2 separate regions of the Homo sapiens genome follow, and region 1 is linked to region 2. Evidence: read pairs that join two places in POLR2A ChIA-PET (ENCODE). Cell type or tissue: HepG2. All regions are shown on one strand. Links, peaks and the distances in the headings refer to the core of each region. The heading gives the core; the rest is flanking DNA. Region 1 overlaps AAGAB (alpha and gamma adaptin binding protein). Region 2 overlaps SMAD3 (SMAD family member 3).

The links. ChIA-PET counts read pairs that join two places held together with the same protein. Peaks named below come from ENCODE experiments on the same cell type or tissue, not always from the same donor. Only the 100,000 strongest peaks of a DNase experiment are listed, where the experiment ranks them.
Region 1: POLR2A ChIA-PET joins it to region 2 with 5 read pairs; 8 of 35 experiments call an interaction of 5 or more read pairs at or near these places.

The regions. Positions count from the first base shown.
Region 1 is chr15:67,233,640-67,236,616 of GRCh38, forward strand. AAGAB (alpha and gamma adaptin binding protein) reads right to left here. Exons shown (of 10, transcript NM_024666.5): 3 at 2,769-2,865; 4 at 2,340-2,429. Among named protein-coding and RNA genes, the nearest start is that of AAGAB, 20 kb to the right of the region's middle. In HepG2, for the core only: no CTCF peak of the experiment used is centred there; no DNase peak of the experiment used is centred there.
Region 2 is chr15:67,134,278-67,136,854 of GRCh38, forward strand. The region is part of intron 1 of SMAD3 (SMAD family member 3); the gene reads left to right. Among named protein-coding and RNA genes, the nearest start is that of SMAD3-AS1, 11 kb to the right of the region's middle. RefSeq lists an enhancer at 1,304-1,448 and a cis regulatory region at 1,371-1,382. In HepG2, for the core only: no CTCF peak of the experiment used is centred there; a DNase peak (open chromatin) is centred at 1,404.

The DNA.
Region 1 (2,977 bases), core at 1-2,500, 99 kb after region 2:
GCTCTGCCACTTACTAGCTATTTGATCAAGGGCAAATCACTTACACCATTCTCACAGAAAGTGGAAACAATACCACTCTATGCACATCTCTCCTAGAGGAAAGATGCACTGCAATTGATGATTTACTAATGTAACCTTCCCCCTACACTGAAAACTCCTTGACGGCAGGAATCTTGTCTTACTGAGTTCATATGCCCATTGCCTACCACAGTGCCTGAAAAACAGCAGGCACTCAGCAACTGTTTAATGGATCAATGAATCATTTAAAGAATACCAACCTGCCAACCTAACAGAAATATAGTGATTAAATTGAAAATACTCTGCTGGGCGCGGTGGCTCATGCCTGTAATCCCAGCACTTTGGGAGGCCGAGGCAGGTGGATCACGAGGTCAGGAGATTGAGACCATCCTGGCTAACATGGTGAAACACCGTCTCTACTAAAAATACAAAAAAAAAAAAAAAAATTACCCAGGCGTGGTGGCGGGCGCCTGCAGTCCCAGCTACTTGGGAGGCTGAGGCAGGAGAATGGCGTGAATCTAGGAGGTGGAGCTTGCAGTGAGCAGAGATCGTGCCACTGCACTCCAGCCTGGGCAACAGAGAGAGACTCTGTCTCAAATAAATAAATAAATAAATAAAAATAAAGAAAGAAAATACTCTACCAAGATAAGTTTATCACCACCAATGTCTGGATGAAGACCTAAAAGTCATGTTTATCTTAATTGTGAATGACTTAATTCTCAAAAGAATAACTAATACTTTAGATGATATAACCAGGAACCAAAAATGTGGTCTGAAATGAAGAGCTAGTACCAGTAAGAGGAAAATTAATACAAACTAGCATAAAGTCCTATATTCATGTTTGAATAATACATGCAAGTAAAAGATGAGGAAATATGGCTTAGGAATAATTTGTATTTTAAAAGTCTAGGAAGGTTTTCATTACCTTACCTAAAGATGACATATCAAAAAACCCATTTTAAGATTAAGCTGAATGAATACAAGAACATTATTCAGACAAAGGGCTACGAGAAATAAAGTAGTATAAAGGAGCAGAGATTCCAAAATGATAACAGTCAAATACTGACTCCCAAGGACAAGAGAAAGAGAAAATTCTAGTGCCAGAAATCACACAGGCTCACATACACAAAACAGGGCACAAGTTTCAGGGACCTAGAAAAACACAGAAAAAGATGTACATGCTAATTTTCAACACTCTTTAAAATGAGCAAGGAGAAAAACCAGAGTTTTTATTTCAGTTTTGTTCTCTTCTTCTCCAGCAGGTTTTATTCTCAAAGGTAACAGCATTTTGGAAAAATTATAAATAAAACCAGAATATAGAAAAATATTTCTTAATTCCTTGAAGAAAAATACAAGTTTCTTGAAATGACTGCTTATGTCTTATCTATGTACTTTAATTCACGTTGGTTGCCCCTGCCCAGAATGTCTTTTGGAACAACTGGCATATTCACAATGCCACCTCTCCAGCAGTCCTCTCACTACAAGCCCAGGACCTTTTCTAACTTCTTCCCCATGGAGCAGCTGACATGTGAGAGGTCACAATGCCAACACGTTCTCTGCACTTTTAAACAAAAATAAGCTCTCCGGTCTCTAAAATACCACAGCACTACTATTTCTTCTATAATACTTATGACATTCCACTTGGTAATTCAATTATCTGTAAGTTTCATCTCTTGTACCAGATTATAAGGTTTTGGTGAACCAAAAACCCTCTTATCCTGGTAGATACCAAAACAGGTGTACTTCAAAGGAGAAAAGATGAGAAAAGAAATGGGGAAGGGGAGTAGAAGAGGGGAAGAAATAGAAGGTCCAGCAATAGCGGAGGACAGCGATTGCAGAGCTACCTGGGGTGGAGGTGGGGGATTAAATTTGGGGTCTATCTTTTGGCTTCAAATGTCCAAAAGACATTCAAATGGATTTGAAATGTCCCCTGCGATTCTTGGGAATTCAGCCTTAGGTTACTATGAATTCAAAATAAGAAACATCAACTTTAACTACTACGAAGGTCTAACTCTCCTTCTTCAGCAGTAGGGAAAGGAAAAAGGATTATGGAAATGACAAAGATTTTAGAAAGCAGCCCTATACCTTTATCCATAAGAAAAACACACATTTTCAAAAGTTCTAAAACAGGTGGTAAAACCAAAAAAATGAATTATTACACTAAGTGTAAGATTATAAGATTACATCAATGGATTTTGCTTAAATCCTTGAAACAGCTGGGGAAAAAAGTTTCTTGAATTTTGCTGTGATTCTTCTTCCCTGAATTAAAATAATCTCTCATATCTAAGTGCCATATTTTCTCCTAACACATAAACACTTACCATCCTCCTCAGGCAACTCCTCTGGACTAAGTTCTACCAATTCAAAGCCATGTTTGATGCACCATTCTTGAGCTTTTTGTCGGTTTATACCTAAAATAATATGCAAAAGAATCTTCATAAGTAAAAAGAAAATAAAACATGACTATTCCTGCAATATTCTTCACAAATCTCAATGTGTTTCCCTTAATGTCAATGTTATTCTAAAGGCATCTAAAATAATAAAAAGAAAATGACTTCTCAGCCCCGAAGTATCCATTCTTAAAAAAAAAGTAAGTATTACAAGATTCCAAAGAAAAATAGCTGAAAATATTTTCATAAAGCCATAAAGTCACATGGGATGTATGTCCTAAGTTAAAGAAACAGATGTACTCTGTTTATCAAGGAATGGCAAATGCATGTACCAACTACTGTCCCATCCACAGGCCTTACCATCTTCAGACACTCTATCGCAGACCAAGATCATCACCTCAGGTAACCATGCTTTTGCCAGTGGAAGCCATGAGGAGACACTATCAAGGCCCGATTTCTAGAGGGAACAAAAAATATAAACAAACAAAAACAGAAAAGAGATAGTCAGACAAAATGTAATGGGAAAAAAAGAAGGCATGCAATAATTTCTTATTCAAGCCTTCATAGAA
Region 2 (2,577 bases), core at 78-2,577:
AGTGGTGAATGTGTGTCAGTGTTTGGTATTTGCAGCAGGAGCTCTTCTGCGATTCCCTAAGCTCAGATGAACGGGGCCTTTAAGATGCCATCCAGCCATCGGAGAGATGCAGGAAAGGCCTTTTGAAATGCTGTTTCCCCTGACCTATTTGAGGTGAGGCCCTGTGATGTCATTTCCCCAGTGGTGTGTGTGAGAGAGCAAGCAGCACTAAGAAAAGCCACTGCTGAGAGTTCACAGTCCTTGCTTCAGTGTTGTCTTACGCTCGGGGTGCCTTAAAGGGCTTACAGCGACCCTACCTCCAGCTTCTCCAGCTCCCTTTCCTTGGCAAACACTTGACCCATCCCAGCCCCTTGGGCTTTCTTTCCTCCTCCTCTGCTACCACATACTGTGGGTGTTGGGAAATTACTAAAGGCGCGACTCTGGCTCTCAAAGACTCTGAAGTCCAGGATCGAGAAGAACTGTGTTTACACGGAGTTGTCAAGGATCATTCTGCCAATGATAACCTATTATCGTGCAACTCTGTGCCAGGTCCTGCTCTGGGAGCTTTATGTGTGCTGTTGCCCCTCACACTCACGGCAGAGGTGAGACAGAATGCTGAGAGATTTCTGCAGACAAGGAATCTGAGGTTTAAAGAGGCAATGTTTGATGAGCCACTGAGGGGTGGGGCTGGGATTGGAACCGAAGCTGGCTGCCCTTCAGCCCCCAGGGTCCTGCTGGGGAGATGTACCCAGGGGGTCCTGTGCTGGGAGAGTGGAAGCAGGGGTGTCACTGGGGGCTTTGTCCTGGGAGCTGGGCAGGTGCTAGGGACAGAGCTGGCCTGGTTTTGGAGCCACAGGAGAGAAGATGGCCGGGAAGAGCTGTGTTTGGAAGGTTCCTTTCTGTGCCAGGGGTCAGCAATCTGGGTTCTAGCACTGAGAGGGGCAAAACGTGGGTTTGTAGGGGAGAGAGGGTGACCCCCAGTGAGGGTAAGAAAGATAAGCTCCAGTGAGCTCTTCTCACCCTGGGTCCCAGCCTGTACCAAAAATCCAGGGGCAGCCCCCGGGCCCAGCCTGCCCCCTTCACAGTCCCCTGACTGCTTGAGGCTGTGGGCCAGTGGCTTTGCCCCTTGGAAGCTTGGTTTCCTCATCTGGGACAGAAAGGGGTCAAAACACCCTTTTTCATTGTTAAGATTAGATAATTTGAGAGCCAAAACTTCTTGCAGGGTGCCTGGTACCAAGTAGGCCCTCTCTAAATAAATAAATGATAGTTTTCATTTTCCCTTCCACTTAATTGTTTTTTTTTAAAAAAAACTTTTCTTCCCTGTAATAACAAATTTCAGAAGACAAGTTAATACATTGCTGTGTATACTCTCAGGCCAAGAATTTCCTCAGTGTTTACATACCAGAGCAGTACTTTGAACTTTGATTTTCTCCTCTGCCTCTGTGCTGGTTCAGACACCCTCTCTAAGATGCCAGAAGCATTGCCCTGCCTTGGCCTGTTGGTGGTGGGGTATGTGTGTGTGTTTTCATCGTATTATAAAAACGTGAAACATTTGAATTACGGGCAAGTGGTATTCTACCAGATTTAATAAACGTTAATATTTTCCATATTCACATCAGGTATTTGTAACATCTCTTTCTTTACTAAAAATAAAAACCTTCTGCTGAAGACCTCCTGTTACTCCAACCCCTTCCCCCTTCTTCTCGCTCCCGTTTCACAGGTGTTTACTCTCTTTTAAATTGGTGTGTGTCCTTCCCAGCTAGAATTTTGTAGTGTATTATTTGTAAAGCCAAATAACCCCACTGCAATGTGTTTGAACCACCAAAGCAAATGATCACCTTTTGGGAAAAGAAGGCTGAATATCCAAGGCCAGATCAGTGATTCAAGATCACAGAACAAACCTAACTGCTCTCAAATTGAAATCTCAAAATTATAAATTCATTGCCTTTGACTTAAAACTTGGAACTTTCAACCCTGCATAATTGCAGATACATTAAAGATTGTGCCATCTTGAGCTCCCAGGGTCATCTGAACCTTTCATGTGAGGAAACACATCCCAGAGTCAGTCATTCTTTTTTTTTTTTTTTTCTTTTCGAGTTGGAGTCTTGCTCTGTCACCCAGGCTGGAGTGCAGTGGTGCAATCTCGGCTCACTGCAACCTCCGCCTTCCGGATTCAAGCAATTCTGCTTCAGCCTCCTGAGTAGCTGGTATTACAGGCGTGCACCACCACACCTGGCTAATTTTTGTATTTTTTAGTAGAGACAGGGTTTCGCCATGTTGGCCAGGCTGGTCTCGAACTCCTGACCTCAGGTGATCTGCCCACCTCAGCCTCCCAAAGTACTGGGATTATAGGCATGAGCCACTGCACCCGGCCCAGAGTCAGTTATTCTTAGAGCAGGTGTTTTGGCTTTTGTCTTTAATGCTTCCCTCCCCACTTTAACATAACTGTAATATATAATTATTGTGGAAAATTTAGAACACATGGAGAAGTAAAGAGTGAAATTGCTGACTGCCCTATTACCCCAACCTCCACCCTATAGAGATATTTTCTCCCCATCCCCCCAAGGGCAGAGGATGGAGATCCCTGGGCTTCTCCAG